Linked DNA regions of Homo sapiens: region 1 is linked to region 2. A link is a loop called in an ENCODE intact Hi-C map of the cell type or tissue named here. Cell type or tissue: PC-9. All regions are shown on one strand. Each heading gives the region's core, and the rest is flanking DNA. Links, peaks and the distances in the headings are about the cores only.

What was found. Peaks named below come from ENCODE experiments on the same cell type or tissue, not always from the same donor. Only the 100,000 strongest peaks of a DNase experiment are listed, where the experiment ranks them.
Region 1: a loop joins it to region 2, with 3 times the contacts of the local background. A loop is called at or near these places in 2 of 110 quality-filtered maps.

The regions. Positions count from the first base shown.
Region 1 is chr2:222,514,279-222,522,619 of GRCh38, reverse strand. SGPP2 (sphingosine-1-phosphate phosphatase 2) reads right to left here. Exons shown (of 5, transcript NM_152386.4): 3 at 674-853. Among named protein-coding and RNA genes, the nearest start is that of SGPP2, 94 kb to the right of the region's middle. RefSeq lists an enhancer at 3,577-4,169. In PC-9, for the core only: no CTCF peak of the experiment used is centred there; DNase peaks (open chromatin) are centred at 3,409, 3,549 and 7,489; H3K4me3 peaks cover 1,262 bases; H3K27ac peaks cover 2,654 bases.
Region 2 is chr2:222,569,030-222,577,370 of GRCh38, reverse strand. FARSB (phenylalanyl-tRNA synthetase subunit beta) reads left to right here. Exons shown (of 17, transcript NM_005687.5): 17 at 5,349-8,341. The coding sequence ends at 5,500. Among named protein-coding and RNA genes, the nearest start is that of FARSB, 83 kb to the left of the region's middle. In PC-9, for the core only: no CTCF peak of the experiment used is centred there; a DNase peak (open chromatin) is centred at 4,910; H3K4me3 peaks cover 1,326 bases; H3K27ac peaks cover 4,291 bases.

The DNA of each region.
Region 1 (8,341 bases), core at 161-8,160, 55 kb after region 2:
GATCCATAGGTCTCAAATAGGAGAAAAATAACTTCCATTGCTGTAATAATATAACTGTTTAAGTCTTACTATAATTGGCATTTAAGCAGATATTAAGTAAAATTCTTCTATTTTCAACATTTATTAATCCTCTGCCATTTAGACTGTTCTAGAAAACTTTGAGCCATCATTTCTAGTGGCTGAGCCTTAACCAGGGCAGAGACATCCTTAGAGGCTAATTTGAGGCACAGACTCTTTGCGGCCCCAGGCCCTGGGGAGTCTGGCAGAGGGATTTGGTGGAATCATCTCAGCCCTGGAGAATCATTTACTAGGACATAAACTCCTCTTGCAAACAGAGGATGAGAGCACTAATTCAAGCACTGTCTCATCAGGCAGCCCAGGGTGATAATACATGCTGGTCTCCTGGGATGGCCCATATTATGCTAGTTGTCCTGGTGTCATTATTAATATGGTGCTGATGTTCACACACAGGCATAACCTGATTTAAATGCTAAATTATATAGTCACTTTATTTATGATGCAATTGTCATCTGTTTAATAGGTTTCAGTTTCTCTTAATCTTTATTTCATAAACCTTAAGGTCCCTCAAAGCAGCTTTAAGAGAAAATTCAGAAGTGCAGCCTCTATTTGCTGCCTCAGTAGGTGGGTAGGAAGAAGAACCAGGCCACCTTACCTGGTATCTGTCCATAGTAGAGATAAGGAGGGTGAAGGCAATGGCAGTGGCCGCCATGGCGTGGGTGGATGGCATTCCATATTCAGCGATCAGTCTCTTTTCCAGTTTTACAACTGGAGGGGAGGAGGGACGGGGCCACTTCAAGACATCCTTGGCCACTTGGCCAATATACATCACCAACTGCAAAACCAAAGGACTGAGGTAAGTCTAATCAAATAAGGAAAATGAATGCATTTCCAAATGTCATGGATATATTTTGGGGTTCTCAGGTTGTTGATTGAAGGCTCCTTTCTCTCTGACCAGCTACTTGTTGGCAAAGTCTTGTAGGATATTTTAGTTGGTAAAAAGAAAACAGACTTTCTGGATTCCATAGGACCACTGAGCAACTAAGATATGACATTAATGCATATATTATTTATTTTAATCTTGTATTTAACAAACACGTAGCTTATATATGTGTTGGACACTGTTCTAGGAGCTTTGCAGATTTTTACTCAATCTAGTAACACCTGGAGAATGCAGACCAATTTTACAGATGAGTAAACCATTGCACACTCATCCACAGGCACACAGTCAGCAAGTGGCAGAACTGGGATTCGAATCTAGAAAGTCTGACTTCAAAGTCTGTGCTTAAACTACCACACGATGCTACCTCCAAACCAGGATGGTCCTGCACTAAAGATAACCTAATACTCAAACCAGGCAGCACTTGTTTTCAAATTTTAACCACAAAAGTGACTGTTCTTACTCGAACAGCTAGTAAGATACTTTTTGAATGCCACTGTTGTATGAAGGCAACATACTGCATTTACTGTAACTTCTTTAGTAATCAGGAGCATCAGTCAAATAAATGGCATGGGTATTTTCAGTCTTTAAATAAAGACTCAGGTTGGGTGCAGTGGCTAATGCCTATAATCCCAACACTTTGGGAGGCCAAGGCGGGAGGACGGCTTGAGCCCAGGAATTCAAGGCAAGCCTGGGAAAGATGGTGAGACCCTGTCTCTACAAAAAATTTTAAAATTTGTCAGGTGTGATGGTGTATGCCTGTGGTACCAGCTACTTGAGAGGCTGAGGTGGGAGGATTGCTTGAGCCCAGGAAGTCAAGGCTGCAGTGAGCAAAGTCCAGATTGGAGCCACTGCACTGCAGCCTGGGCAACAGAGCAAGACCCTGTCTCAAAAAAAAAGGGCTCGATATGGAGGGTTTTTTTTTTTTTTTTTTTTTTTCAGAGTCTCACTCTGTCACCCAGGCTGGAATGCACACTGCACCCGGCACACTGCAACCTCTGCCTCCCAGGTTCAAGCAATTCTCTTGCGTCAGACTCCTGACTAGCTGGGATTACAGACATCTGCCACCACACCTGGCTGATTTTTATATTTTTGTAGAGACAGGGTTTCACCATGTTGGTCAAGCTGGTCTTGAACTCCTGACCTCAGAAGATCTGCCGGCCTCGGCCTCCCAAAGTGCTGGGATTACAGACGTGAGCTGCCATGCCTGGCCTAATATGGAGTTTTTAAAAATGATTTTTCCATGAGGTCATTAACGAAGACATATTCTCCCTCCTTTTTTTCAAAGCAGAAGATAGAAATCAGAATTTGATGTACATGAACATGTTCTCAAAAGAAGACATACCAGCGTTCATATCTACTGAAAAAAGATATGAAAAAATGCTCAGCATCACAAATCATCAGAGAAATACAAGTCAAAAACCACAATGAGATATCACCTCACACCAGTCAGAATCGCTATTATTAAAAAGTCAAAAAACAAAAGATGCTGGTGAGGCTGTGGGGAAAAGGAAATGCTTATACACTGCTGGTGGGAATGTAAATTAGTTCAGTCACTGTGGAAAGCAGTTTGGAGATTTCTCAAAGAACTTAAAATCAGAGCTACTGTTCCACCCAGTAATCCCATTACTGAGTATATACCCAAAGGAAAATAGATCATTCTACCAAAAAGACACATATGCTCATCTGTTCATTGCAGCAGTATTCACAATAGCAAAGACATGGAATCCACCTAGGTGCCCATCAATAGTGGACTGGATAAAGAAAATGTGGTACAGGTACACTATGGAATACTACACAGCCATAAAAAAGAACAAAATCATGTTCTTGCAACAACATGGATGGAGCTGGAGGACAAAATACTAAGCAAATTAATTCAGGAACAGAAAACCAAATACCACATGTTCTCACTTATAACTATGAGCTAAACATTGAGCGCACAAGGACATAAACACGGGAACAACAGACACTGTGGACCACTAGACGGGGAGGGAGTAGGTTGAAAAACTATTGTTTATTATGCTCACTACCTGGGTGCACTATACCTCTGGGACAAACCTGCGCATATATCCCCCATATCTAAAATGAAAGTTGATTTTTTTAAAAAAGAATTGGATGTCCATACCCTCTAAAAGTGAATAGGATTATTAACAACAGACTTGTTTACTTTGTGAAGGAGTGAATAGGATTATTAACAATAGACTAACTTACTTTGTCAAAGAAATTTACAGGACAACTTCATAATCTAATATGCAAGAGCAACATATTTACTTAAGTACCTGCCTTTGCAACTTAAAGCATTGTCTGAGAACTGGCTGTACCAGCCTCACCCAGGAGCTGCTTTAACATGTAGTCATCTCAGGATTCTCCTTAGACCTACTAAATTAGAATCTCTATTTTCACAAGATTGCCAGGTGATTCATGTGCACAGGGGAATTTAAGAAGCACCGCACTATATAGTCCTCTTGTACAAATCACTTTGTTGTGGGCTTTAATCACAAAACATATCTTACCAGGACTGTGTTGACCTTACCAGGGTTTTATTTAGCTCGTGATGGATGGCATTACCTTGCTTGGAACAAAACCCGCTATGAAGAACTATTTCAAAATAATTTTGGTTAGTCAGCTGGCCCACTATGAAGAACTATTTCAAAATAATTTTGATTAGTCAGCTGGATTGCTGTAGGAGTTCCCACATTCTTGTGCTTTCTTTCAACTCCTTGAGTTGCCGGTTAATTCCGTGCATAATTCCAGCAAACCCAGTAACCCCCTGAGAAGGTGTTGCATATGTGTTTGTGCTTCACTGCCACTTTGCTCTGGGCTAAAAACCAAGAACCACTCCCTGTGCACAGCAGGCCAAATCCACAGGCTATAAAGCCTCAGCGACAATTACTCTGAATTCCATAGCTGCAATTTCGAATCAGACTTTGAAACTTAACTTCTTTACCATCCACTTAACCACCAGGAACTACTCTCCTGGAAATCAGCTCACTCTTTTTATGTTTCTGCCTCCCTCCTGTGAACCTGTAAAAACCACAACTAACTGACCATTATCTGGGGAGTTGAAAAACTGGCAGGTATTACCGACTACTGGGAATTTCTCAGAAGCTGCTTGAAATATACTTCTCAGTCCTACTTCTTCCTCACTCACCAACATAAACAAAATATCACAGGCATAACTACTAATGCTAGTTCCCTCAAAAATACTTAAAATCCTCACATCCTAACAGAGAGGATAAGGGTAAAAAAATACTTAAAATCATCAGAAACAGGAAACCTTAGAATCATAAAAATAATGATTGGGTGACTCTCCTTCAGATAAAGTTAAATTTCTTTGAGGTTCATGAGTTCCTTTGTCTTCATTTATATTTCACCTTCTATGTTTGAAGAATGTTTTGTGGAATTAGGAAAATCATTCATTTTATTTAAAAATACTACGGCTGCATATTATGTCTCATTAATAATTTTCAAATAACAATGACTGTGATCACAGCTCTCTTTAAACAGGAGAAAATAGAGCTACATTTTTCAAGTTGCAGAGGAAAAGTATCACTCTCAGAAGGTTGTATCCTGTTTCTGGCATTGCCATTTGTGACAATGATGCTATGATGAGCCAAGCCTTGTATTAGGTCCCCATCCTTGAGTAGGGAAAATGGTGACACAATAAGAAGATTTCAGAGGATAATGTGAAAAGGCTTTGAAAAACAATCCACAGAATTCTATGAGTATGTGTACATATACAGAAAACTCTGGTTCAACCTGGATGGCCAGAGAACCTGGGGCTGGTTAAAGTGAAATAGGAGAGTTCCCTGACCCCCTTCACAGGACGTGCAACAGGGGTGTGGCTCGTCTGTTTGGCTGCAGCTGCTGCTCAAACCCCTTATAGGAGGGGAAGCACACAGACGGGCAGGGTGCAGGGAGCCTGGGCAAATGCTTTTGGGGCTCTGGCCCCACGTTAGGAGTCTAGGGATGTGTGTCTGCAACTCTCAAAGCCCCAGTGGGCATGCTACAGTGCTCTTTTAGCTCTGCCATCACAGACAGCTTAAGTGTTAACCAGCTCAGTGCCATCTTGGCACCTGGGTTCTTGTCCAGTGTCCAGGAAGGATCAGGTCACAGGGCCTTGAAGGATGGTGAATACAGGGGTTTTATTGAGTGGTGAAGGTGGCTCTCTGTGGAATGGATGGGGAGTTGGAAGGGGGATGTGGTGGGAAAATGATCTTCCCCTGGAGTTTGGTTATCCAGCAGCCGATCTCCTCTCCGACTGTCCCCAGCGGAACTCCTCTCGATGTTCAGATGTTCTTCCTCTCCTCCCCTTCTCTGCTGTGCCATTCTGCTGCTCTTCTGCTCTTCTGTTTTTCTGCCTGTGGAGTCTGGGATTTGGGGTTTATATGGGTACAGGATAGGGGGGTGAGAAAACAGGAATGCCTGTTCCTATTTAGGGCAGTGGGTTTCCAGGCTGGAGGGTGGGGCCTTTGCCAGGGGACCACCCTCTTCTACCCAGTATTTCCCTGTCTTCTGTCTGTATCAAAAGGAAGATGGTTTAACTAAGGGATGGGTAAAGAAGCATCCAGGTTGCAAGAACAGCCAGAGGAAAGGCTTGGGGAAGTGATGCTGGATAATAGGTAGTGGGAGCTCCTAGGAGGTTAGGACCACTAGAGTTTAAACTGTGAGGCACACTGCTACACATCCACTAGAAGGGCTAAGTTTCTCATTTCCTAAATGAAAATAAAATAGTGCTCATCTCCTAGATTTGTTAGGAGAATTAAATGAGAAAATGTATGCAAAACACTTAGTATAGTACCTGGCACGTAGAAAGTGACCAATATAAATTACTATAATAGTCAGTATTTATATTTTTATTAAACAAATATTTATTGGGGACCTACTGCTATGGTCTAAGTGTGTTCCCCAAAATTCACAAGACTGACACATCAAGTGTTGGTGAGGACGTGGAGCACCTGAACCTCTCATATGCCTCTGGAGGAAACAAAAATGGTACCACCACTTTGGAAAATAGTTTGGTAGTTTCTTAAAAAGTCTACCTGTATACTTATATGATAAGTTTCTTAACATATATAAGTTTCTTAACATATACTTATCATATGATCCAGCCATCCCACTCTTAGGTATTTGCCCAGGAGAAACAAAAGCAATATGACCAAATACTCATATATGAATGTTCATAACAGCTCTTTTTTATAATAGCCCCAAACTGGAAACAACCCAATTTACCATTAACAGGTAAGTACACAAATTGTGGTATAATCACACAACTGAATACTACTCAGCAACAAAAATGAATAAACTATTGACATATGCTTACAACGTGGATGAATCTCAAAATAATTATGCTGAATGAAGAGAAGCCAGACCAAGACAAATGACAAAGTAAACAGTACATACTACATGATTTGTTTACGTAAAATTCTTGGAAATGTAAACTACTTTATAATGACAGAAAGCAAGTAAGTGGTTGCTAGGGAGGGGAAAAGAAATTACAAATGGGCATAAGAAAACTTTAGGGGGTGATAAATATCATCTTGATTGTGGTAATGATTTCAGGGATAGGTACCTATGTTAAAATGTGTGAACTTGTATATATTTTTATTTTTTTGAGACTGAGTCTCGCTCTGTTGCCTGGGCTAGAGTGCAGTGGCATAATCTTGGCTCACTGCAACCTCCGCCTCCCAGGTTCAAGCAATTCTTATGCCTCAGCCTCCCAAATAGCTGGGACTACAGTCACGCGCTACCACACCTGGATACTTTTTGTATTTTTAGTAGAGATGGGGTTTCACCATGTTGGCCAGGCTGGCCAGGCTGGCCTTGAACTCCTGACCTCAGGTGATCCGCCTGCCTTGGCCTCCCAAAGTGCTGGGAATATAGGCATGAGCCACCACGCTCAACCCTCAACTTGTATATTTTAAACATGTGTGAACTCTGTGACTACACTAAAAATTATTGAATTACATGCTTTAAATGGGTGAATTGTATAGTACGTGAATTATACCTTGATAAAGCTGTTAAATATGTTCAGGCTGGGCACGGTGGCTCACGCCTGTAATCCCAGCACTTTGGGAGGCCAAGGCAGGTGGATCATCTGAGGTCGGTAGTTTGAGACCAGCCTGACCAATATGGTGAAACCCCGTCTCTACTAAAAATACAAAAATTAGCTGGGTGTGGTGGTGGGTGCCTGTAGTCCCAGCTACTCAGGAGGCTGAGGCAGCAGAATCGCTTGAACCCGGGAGGCGGAGGTTGCAATGAGCCAAGATCATGCCACTGCGCTCCAGCCTGGGTGACAGAGCGAGACTCCATCCCAGAAAAAGAAAAAAAAAGTGGTTCAATATTTTTCTGAAATGTGAGAAGCAGATGTTTGGGGAGGACCTGGTGATGAGGCACCATGTTGTAGAATGGATCTTTAGCCTACTGGGAGATCCTGGGCAGAGGCCTGGCCTGACCTGATCTGCATGTCTGATGGCACCCTTTGATACCAAGAGTAGAGTGGGGATGAGGACATCAAGACTTGAAGGAAGGACATCAGTTAAGATAATATTGCAAAATCCAGGTAACAGATGCAGTATGATGTAAGTCAGCAGTAGGGCAGAAGAGAGATTTGAAGAATGTGGTTTCTTTTTTTTTTTTTTAATGAAAGAATGCTGAATGGGTTGATGAATGTACAAAGAATAACAACAGGGAGAAATTACATATGGAAGAGAGGAGAAAGAAATGGATGGAATATGGACTCAGAGGTGATCAGGCATGTGGAAGTGGTTTTGAAGTTGAGAAGGGCTCAGCCCCTGGTCCTCAGCAGGGATGGATGCTCTCCTGGGGGACATTCTGGTCAGTGCAGTGATTGCAGTCACTATTGGCATTTAGAGGGAGGAGGCCAGGGATGCAACATGCCTTTCAATGCACAGGACAGTGCCACTCTATGAAAACCAGTTTTTGTGTCTAACATGACTCTTAAGTGTTCTGCCAGACATTCATGTAGATGAAAAATCCATCTGTAATCCTCTGAGTTGAGAGCCTAACTCTCTTTTACAAGTAAACACTAAATATTTTCTTGCAGGTTATGAACGTACACTGAAGTTTCCAAGGCCATAACTACTGTGTAGACTGAGAGAAAAATGAACTTTGGTTTATTTGGAACTTTATCAAGAACTAGCCAGGTGTAGTGAGTGGCTCATGCCTGTAATCCCAGCACTGTGGGAGGCAGAGGCAGGAGGATCACTTGAGGACAGGAATTTGAGACCAGCCTAGGCTACATAGTGAGACTCCATCTCTATTTTATTTTAAAATTAAACATTTTTTAAAAAAAGAATTGTTCATCATTTGGAGAAATCAGGTTATCATCAAGGGAAATGCTGATTATTGTATTTGAGACTT
Region 2 (8,341 bases), core at 270-8,269:
TGAAAGATGGTCATTAAACTCAAGGGATTAGGTCCCCTCTCTTTACAGACTTTAGGTACCATAAATATTTCACTTCAAATGCAAGGTGAAGAATTGTATACATCAGGGGAAAATAGGTGTTTTATATTACCAGTTGGAAATTATTCAGTCTCCACTTACAAATTAAATGGTCTTTGCAGAGACATTTTCTCCCAACTGAGTGTACTAGGATCTGAAAAAATGTTTGTGTGTTTTATATCTCAATAATGATTTTTTTCCTCCTCATATTCCTAAACCTTTTTCTTTCCTTTTATAAGCTCTAATGTCTTACCTACATTGTACCGTTTTCCCCCTTGAGTTCTCTCCCCTTGTTGTAGTCCATCGGTGCCCTCAAAAAACTGCTGGTTCTAAAACTTCGAGAACAGCCACCTTTAAGAATGACACCATGCTCACGTGGGATAAGTGTGTGTTTCATTTTATAGCCTCTATATGCTGTCTCTTCCTTTAAATCAACATTGTTTAGAAAAGGAAGGTGATGTTGATGAGCTGGCAGCAGAGTCCTACAATTCCTGTTACTGCATTCTCAGAAAACTAGTGGGAAACCAGGAGGAAGTTCCTCCTCTGTAGGAAATTATGGTTCCAGTCTCATTCCACACTTTGCCTTGTCACCCACCCTGTCAATTTCACCCCAGTATGGAACACTGGAGATGTTTTATTCCCCTTTTCTGGGAGGAGAAGGGCTTGGGTAGATGCCAGCCCCCGAATCAGCCTGTGAAATGATTATTCCTCCCTTCACTCCATAGTACATAATTACTCACTTAGAACATATTTACAGTACATTCAGTTGGCCCAGTGGCTTACAATATCTATATAATTTTGTATTTTTTTAGTTCATCCCTGAAGTTGGAGACTTATGTATAGTTAAAACTCATGATGATAGTTTCTGTTGTTTGCTATGACATATGTGACATAAGGACATTCCTTTTCCAGTGTTCCCTGCCCCCCCCTTTATATTTTGTTCTTATCTCTTTATTGCAGAAATTTTGGGTGGTTAAGTATCAGATTGCAAGCAGTACAATATGTGGGTTCGAGCCTCACATCATGTATTAGTAATGTAAAAAAAAAAGGAAAAATAAAATTGTATGAGTAGATGACTTTTTACAGATGGGCTAAATAAAATACCAAATGATTGAGTCGAATATAGCCAGTGGCAGGGGGATGAAGATCAGGAATTAAGACCCTGATTAAGAAGGTGCTTGATAACACCTTCTGATGTTTTCAGATTAGGGGGTCTGCTCAGTTACCTCCTTAAGCTTCTACTTCTGATGCTCCCTAAAATTATAGGAATGACTCTACGTGTAAAGCTTATCCAAACTTTGGGCCTATAATATTTCTCTTTAAAAAAAAAAAAAAAGATGAGGCAAAAAGAAACTGTGAAAAGTGTTTAGCAATGAGCAAGAGAGGGAGCTTACAAACTCTTTGATGGTCAATTAGCCAGAAAATGTGCTAAAGCCTGGGTGCTGTGCTGGATTACAGGCCCAGGAATTACCCCCAAGGTCCTCAGAGTGGTCCTGCCGTCTGAGCACAGAGACAATTACAGACCTCTAGGAGATGCTACAAAGGCTTTAATTAAGGGACTTACTAACACCCCACTAAGTTTTGGAAATTGAATTCTTTTTTGTGCTTACCTGATGTTTCTTTTGTCCAGACTTTCACATGTATTTCAACAGAGAACACTATTTCCCCCACATCTGTTTTATGTTGGAAGCCGTTTACTGTGATAGCAGCAAAGCTGAGAGTTTAACCAGTATAAGGAAGTAGGTAGAAAAGCGGGCTCGGAGGCTTTTTGCTGGGGAGCATTTTGGGCTTAGATTGAAAATTGTAATACTACACATCTTGAAACATCAGTAAGAGAAAACTAATGTACTTTATAGAATTTGAATTTTAGAATTCCCATTTCACAAAGCAATGTCATTTTCTTTGAAATGGCAACTTTATGTTTCTAGACACAGCATGCTGCTCTTTCTCTAAAAATATGTTTTTGTTTGTTGATGCTATAAGGTTAGCCTTTGGCTACCACCCAGGTCTGATTTTTCACAAGCCTAGACTCATATTTTGTTCCATTTCGATGTGACTGTTTTTATTTCTGGAAATACTCTGCTTTACGGCACATTAGTCCTAGCTAGAGCACTATGATCACATTAATCTACCGGAGTTATTGTGCTCAACTACCCCCTTTCTGCCAACAGTGGAGAGAGATGCTCTCATCTTTGAACTCTAGGGCCTAATGGTTGCCCAGGTCAGCTATATCTCCCTTGTTTTCTTAGTGAAGTAGTTATTCTCTCTTCTATCCTTTGAAGCAATTCCCTTCTGCCTGCAAAGTTTGGTTTGAACCTTAAAGGTTTTCAAAAGCACTAAGAAATACTTCTGTTTTAGTAACGTTATATTTTCCTTCAGTATTTCTAGTTTACATGTAATATCTGTCAAGTGGCACATTTTTTAGGTTCTCTCTGTTGTACCAATAGACAACTTGAAGGAGCTTTTATGTGCGTACCACTTAATTTGTGTATGAGGAGGACAGAACCTTAACCTTGCTGAAAAGAGGAGTCGATAAGAAAATCACAAGAAGTGTTTAACCTGTGATGACAATTTTAACTTGCCATTTTTTCATTTTTCACAAGGTCAGATATAAAGTGTGCAGTTTCAGCAAAGTCGAGTTTATACAGGAATCTTATGACTGGGCTTCATTTTTACATGTGGGTTGGTAGGGAAGGATAATTTGTATTGGATGATAGGGCAGCATGCTTCCTTTTTACGTGTGAGTTGGTAGGGGAGGATGATTAGTATTGGACAAGAGGGCAGCAGGCTCCTGTATGTGCTGTCAGCTCCATTGGACCGCTGTGAAGGCCTTCTGACCCCAGAGCAGTTTGAGATGCTGCAGTGGCCTGGATGGGTCTATGTGTCCAGGTGACAGGTGAGAGCTTTTGATATTTATGTTATGTAGAATACTCATATGCTTGGATATGTTTTAAATAAAGCATAGTATGAATTTTAGTTCTTTTTTGCTTTTCTTTGGAAAGAGGGAAAATTATACTTAGTGACACAAATATTTTTTGTCTGATCAAGTACCTAACTGATTAATGAGCTAAAGCAAAGTTTGATCCCAACTTCTGGAGAGAGGTAGATCTGGCAACTGAAGAAGAATATAACTGAATTTTGCTAAAAAAAAAAGTGCTGATTCGAAAAGTTGTTTTATGAAGTAAAAATTCTAAGCTCTTATCTCTTAGGCTTTATTTTGCTAACATTGTTAGAACTAGCACATCTGGCTTAGATTCCAAAATAGTTTGGTTTTATGCTTGTAAAAATGAAACCAATCAAATTGGAATTGAAGATAGATGAAAGGATGGATTTTGGTACAATGAGGATTCTTAAACACAGTAAAGTTATCAGGGAAGATCCTGAACATTGCCTTTCTGAGTGTCCCTTAAAAATAGACTGGTGTCAAACATCAGCATCACACAATATACCCAGGTAACAAACTTGAACACGTACCCGTTGAATCTATTAATAAGATAAAAGTTCATAAAAACCACAGCAAGCTGGTGTCTTTTTTCAGGTAGTGTGGTTGTATTCAAGTCTAGCTCTGTATAGGGGTGCTGGGGTGCTGGGATAAATAATTCCCAGCAGTCCTTCCAGTTCTGCAGTTCTTGATTATATTGCTTACCATCAACACCTTATATAATCTTCACTTACATGTCATTTGAAGATTTTTCTTCTCCTTTGGGGAGTCGAGGGGAGGAGAGTTTTGTCTTTTAAGTTAGACATTTATTTTGATAGAATTAAAATGTGCCATCTTTATCAGATTTAGTAATATTCATATGAATGTGAATATTCATATTAATATGAAACTAAGGCTCTATAATATTAGTTGGGTTTGGTTTCTGCATTGTTTTATTTGGTTTCCCTCCCTATCCCTCACCCCAAGTGTGGATTAGTGTGCAGAGCCAGATAGTTAAATGCAGTCACTGAAATTCTTGCTTTAAAAGACAGTGAGGCAGAATTGTTTAGTTTGGAGAGATGTGAAAAAGAGGCCACCTTAATATTTCACCTCTGTTGCTTTGGGTTTACTTAAGAATGACAATTTAGAATATTTTCCAGCTCTTTCCCCAGAAATATAAACAAAGATCCTTCTCTGCTGGTCAAGAAATATATGTAATTGTCCTTTGTCTCTGTGGTACTAACTTGACAGTAGCCGGTTCCCCTCCCCTCCAACCTGATTCTGTATTTCCTAAGCATGCTGACCTTGGAACCATTAGTAGAGACTCAGCAGTTTACTCTTTCATCAATAATGCACTCACTCTGAAGTGGCAGGCTGGACACTGTGGCCCAGCTCTGCATGGGTGTTTATAGTTTATGCCAGTAAATGTTTCTGTTGAATCTGTCAGGAGCTGCAGGCCTGATCCCTTTTCAAGTTGGTGGTGAGAGCAGTGAGTCAGCATATTTGTAAACTTCAGAAGAGTACAGAACACTGATAATTTACTGTGGCACTGGTAATTTCATGAATATGGAGTGGGCCCATATGTTCATTTTTAGCTCTGTAAATCTCAAGAACTGTTACTGCCTTGGTAAGCTGTATCAGTGCATTGGCACCCAGATAAAGAGAACTTTCTGCCTGTCTTGAAGTAAATGAGGCATCAACCCAGACTTGTGTTAGGCTGGCCTTTGCTGTGGTTTTACAGTAGATGCTTCAGAACTGCTTAGAAAGCTCTTTTCAGATGGGAATGTGGGTTGCCTTCTGGTAGCATGGCCTGTCATCAGAGGTGTGGTTCCCCCAGTAGCCGGCCTATGACACGGCGGCTCCAGTTTCTTTATGTAATAAGGTGAGAAAGAGTGAGGAAGAGTTGTACAGAGCAAATGAATTCAGTGTCGATGTCTTATCCAGTGAGCGTTGCTATGGAAAAACCTGTTTGAAAACAGGTTCTTCCCATTAAGTTCATCAGTTTTATGTTTCATTTTTTTCCTTTTGGCCTTTTTAGGACCAGTTCCAAGTGCAGGCAGAGTTCCCCTAGGACTTCTGACTGTGGACCTTCAGCAGCCTCCATGATTTCATCCTTCCTGCTCGGGTCCCTGTTACCAAAAATACAGGGCCCTTATTTTCATATTTGCCCCGGATTTTTTCCTTGCAAGAGTTTCTTGATAGCAAATCCTTCTTTTAAATACTAGAAAGTATGAGGAAGCGTTCTCTTTTCATAGCCAGTGATTTAAAGAATAGTTATTTTTAAAGTAGACTAGTGGGCTTTTAGTGTTAAATGTCTATTGATGTTTTGCCAGAAGAAACATTGATTTTTCTCTTACTTTCTCTTTTTCAGGGCCTGCTTTCTTCCCCGGGCGATGTGCAGAGATCTTTGCCAGGGGTCAAAGCGTCGGGAAGCTTGGGGTCCTTCATCCTGACGTTATCACCAAATTTGAGCTGACCATGCCCTGCTCCTCCCTAGAAATCAATGTTGGACCCTTTTTGTGAAGATTGGTCTCTGTGGTGTGATTCTCTTCCCAGGTGTCCCTTTCTCCTCCCCTAGTGTCCTTAAGTCCTCCTCCACAGGGAACATCTATTTGGGCTTTGATGTTTAATAAAGTAGAAAGCACTGTCTGGCTGTGTGGGTAGAGACCATCCTTTCCCTGCATATTAGGCCAGCTTGTGCCATATACCAGTGTGGTGTCTGTGTGTGAAGCTGCATTGTTGGGTAAAAGCCCCGTGGAGTGCTGGAGAAATGCACTAGCAGAGTGCAGGATCTGTTCTGAAAGGCAGACGTGCTCCTCAGACATCAGAACATCACATTGGAACGGATTACTCCTGCATAACAAGATCCCATTTCTTTCCTTATTGATAAAACAAGATAATCGATGAGAATTCATGTTGCATGAGTTCGAGATAACTGAGGGGTTTAGCTTTGATTTTCTACATTTGACATGTATTCATCATTGAGAAACACTAAAATAACAATATTTTTAGAAAACGTTTAAGAATCAATTATGGTCCAACAATTATAGCTTCTGAGGTCAGTTTAAAGTGAAAGAAAAATCTGTAATACAAGGATTCAAAATATGTGAGGGTGCATAGGTATTTTTTACTCTATCTGTGATACTCTAAGATAGAGTACATGCAACAAAGATCTGTTCTGCTGTAAGAGTTAAAATGGACAAGTATTGATATCAATGCAGTATGAACATTAGGAAACAATGAGAAGCTTATTTTTGCCATAGGCCATACATGTTACTGTAATCAGTCAGTTATAAAATCATGGTTTTAAATACTTAATTGAGCTACTAGTTTCTCTATTGTCCCAGGGAGATATTAGACCTCTCTTTTTCTGAAGCTAAGCTTCAGCCAATCCTCCTTGTTTTATATCCTAATTTCCTTTCTTACTTCAATCTAGAATTCTCCAGTAGGTACCATCTCTGGAAAAAAGCTGGGTCTCATGTTTGAGACAAGTTCCCAGGTACTATTGAAGTAATAAGAAATATGATAAAATATAATACTTTAAAGTCCCAGTAGAAATAGCTAACAAAGGCTGGGTGCGCTGTGGCTCATGCCTGTAATCCTAGCACTTTGGGAGGCTGAGGTGGGCAGATCACTTGAGGCCAATAGTTCGAGATCAGCCTGACCAACATGGTGAAATGCCATCTCCACTAAAAATATAAAAATTAGCCAGGCATGGTGGTGTGGGCCTGCAGTCCCAGCTACCTGGGAGGCTGAGTCAGGAAAATCTCTTGAACCAGGAGGTGGACGTTGCAGTGATCCCAGATTGTGCCACTGCCCTCCAGCCTGGGTGACAGAGTGAGATTCTGTCTACAAAAAAAAAAAAGAAGAAGTAGCTAACAAAGATAGTGAAATAAGAATTATGTTTATGGATCTTTTGCTGAGTCTACTACTAGGAGAAAACCTGACCATATTACAACCTTGAATTGGGGCAGCAGTGTCTAACTCTGTAAGATTTGTGAACACACACACTTCCAGCTGACCCTTCACAGCTCTGTTATAAGCAGATCCTTACAACATTTTAAAAATGAAATATGCCCTCTAAAAATAATGCATGCCAAAAGGACTTGTATCCAGCATGCATAAAGATTTCTTAAAACTTAATAATAAAACTTAATAGTAAAAATAAAACAACTGTTTTTTAAAAATGTGCAAGAGTTGAGCAAACATTTCCCAAAAGATGACATATGAATGAGCACTTGAAAAGATCCTCAACATCGTTAGTCATCAGGGAAATGCAACTAAAATTCACAATGACAAACTGCATACCCATTAAAATGGCTAAAATTTAAGATTCATAAATCAAATACTGCTGAGACTGGAGCAAGTGGAACTTTCATGCACTGCTGGTGAGTCACAATGTAAAATGTTACATTGTGACTTTAGAAAACAGCTTGGCAGTCTCTTGAAACATACACCTACCATCTAGCCATTCTATTCCTAGGTTTACCCATATGGCCAAAGATTTTTATGCAAGTGTTCACAGTGTTACTTATAGTAGTTACAAATTGCAGTATATCCATACTATGAAATACTTCTCAGCAATAAGAAGGAATGAACTACTGATCCTCAAAACAACATGAATGAATTTCAAAACAGTATGCTAAGTGAAAGCAAGAGACACAAAAGACTCTATTTAATTCTATTTACCTGAGAGTCTAAAAAAGTCAAAAGCAGGTGGTCGGCAGGACCTCAGGAAAGAGAACTGACTGCAGTGGGTTAAGAGAAAACTTTTTGGGGTGATGGAAATTTTATCTTAATTGAGGTGGTAGGTGTACTTCAGGTGTAGGTTATACCTTTGTAAAGCTGGGAGAAAAAGAATGTAATGTAACATGTAGTATTTTACTGATTTTAACTACATAACACCAGTTGATAAATGCCTAGAGAAATAGCCTGAACTGTAGAATTGGCAGTTGTGCTCAAGGTGGCTCACTGGTCCACAGCTATTAATGATATATTCTCCCTTAGTTTCAGGTTCGCTCTAGTTAAAATCATGGCTTATGGATCATCATATGATAGCCCTTGTTGAAGTAGGTGGAACCATTTGTTCTGTCAGCAGCTACCCACCTGGATATTTTTGGGGGTGGCCAAAATTACTTGTAATGAAAAACCCACTAATGCCTAATTGTATATCCCAGCATGAAAGGGGAAAGATCAACTCCATGCATCATGTAGATGTTTCTGCCCTCGGAAGCAGGAAATGGTAGGCAGAAAAACAGTGTCGGCTGCATTGGAAGAAGCGAATCCAGCTCATGAGTCGAGGCTCTGCAGCCAGATCATCTTACACTTGTCCCTGGTGAAGCATTTGAACTGGAGCCAGGGCAG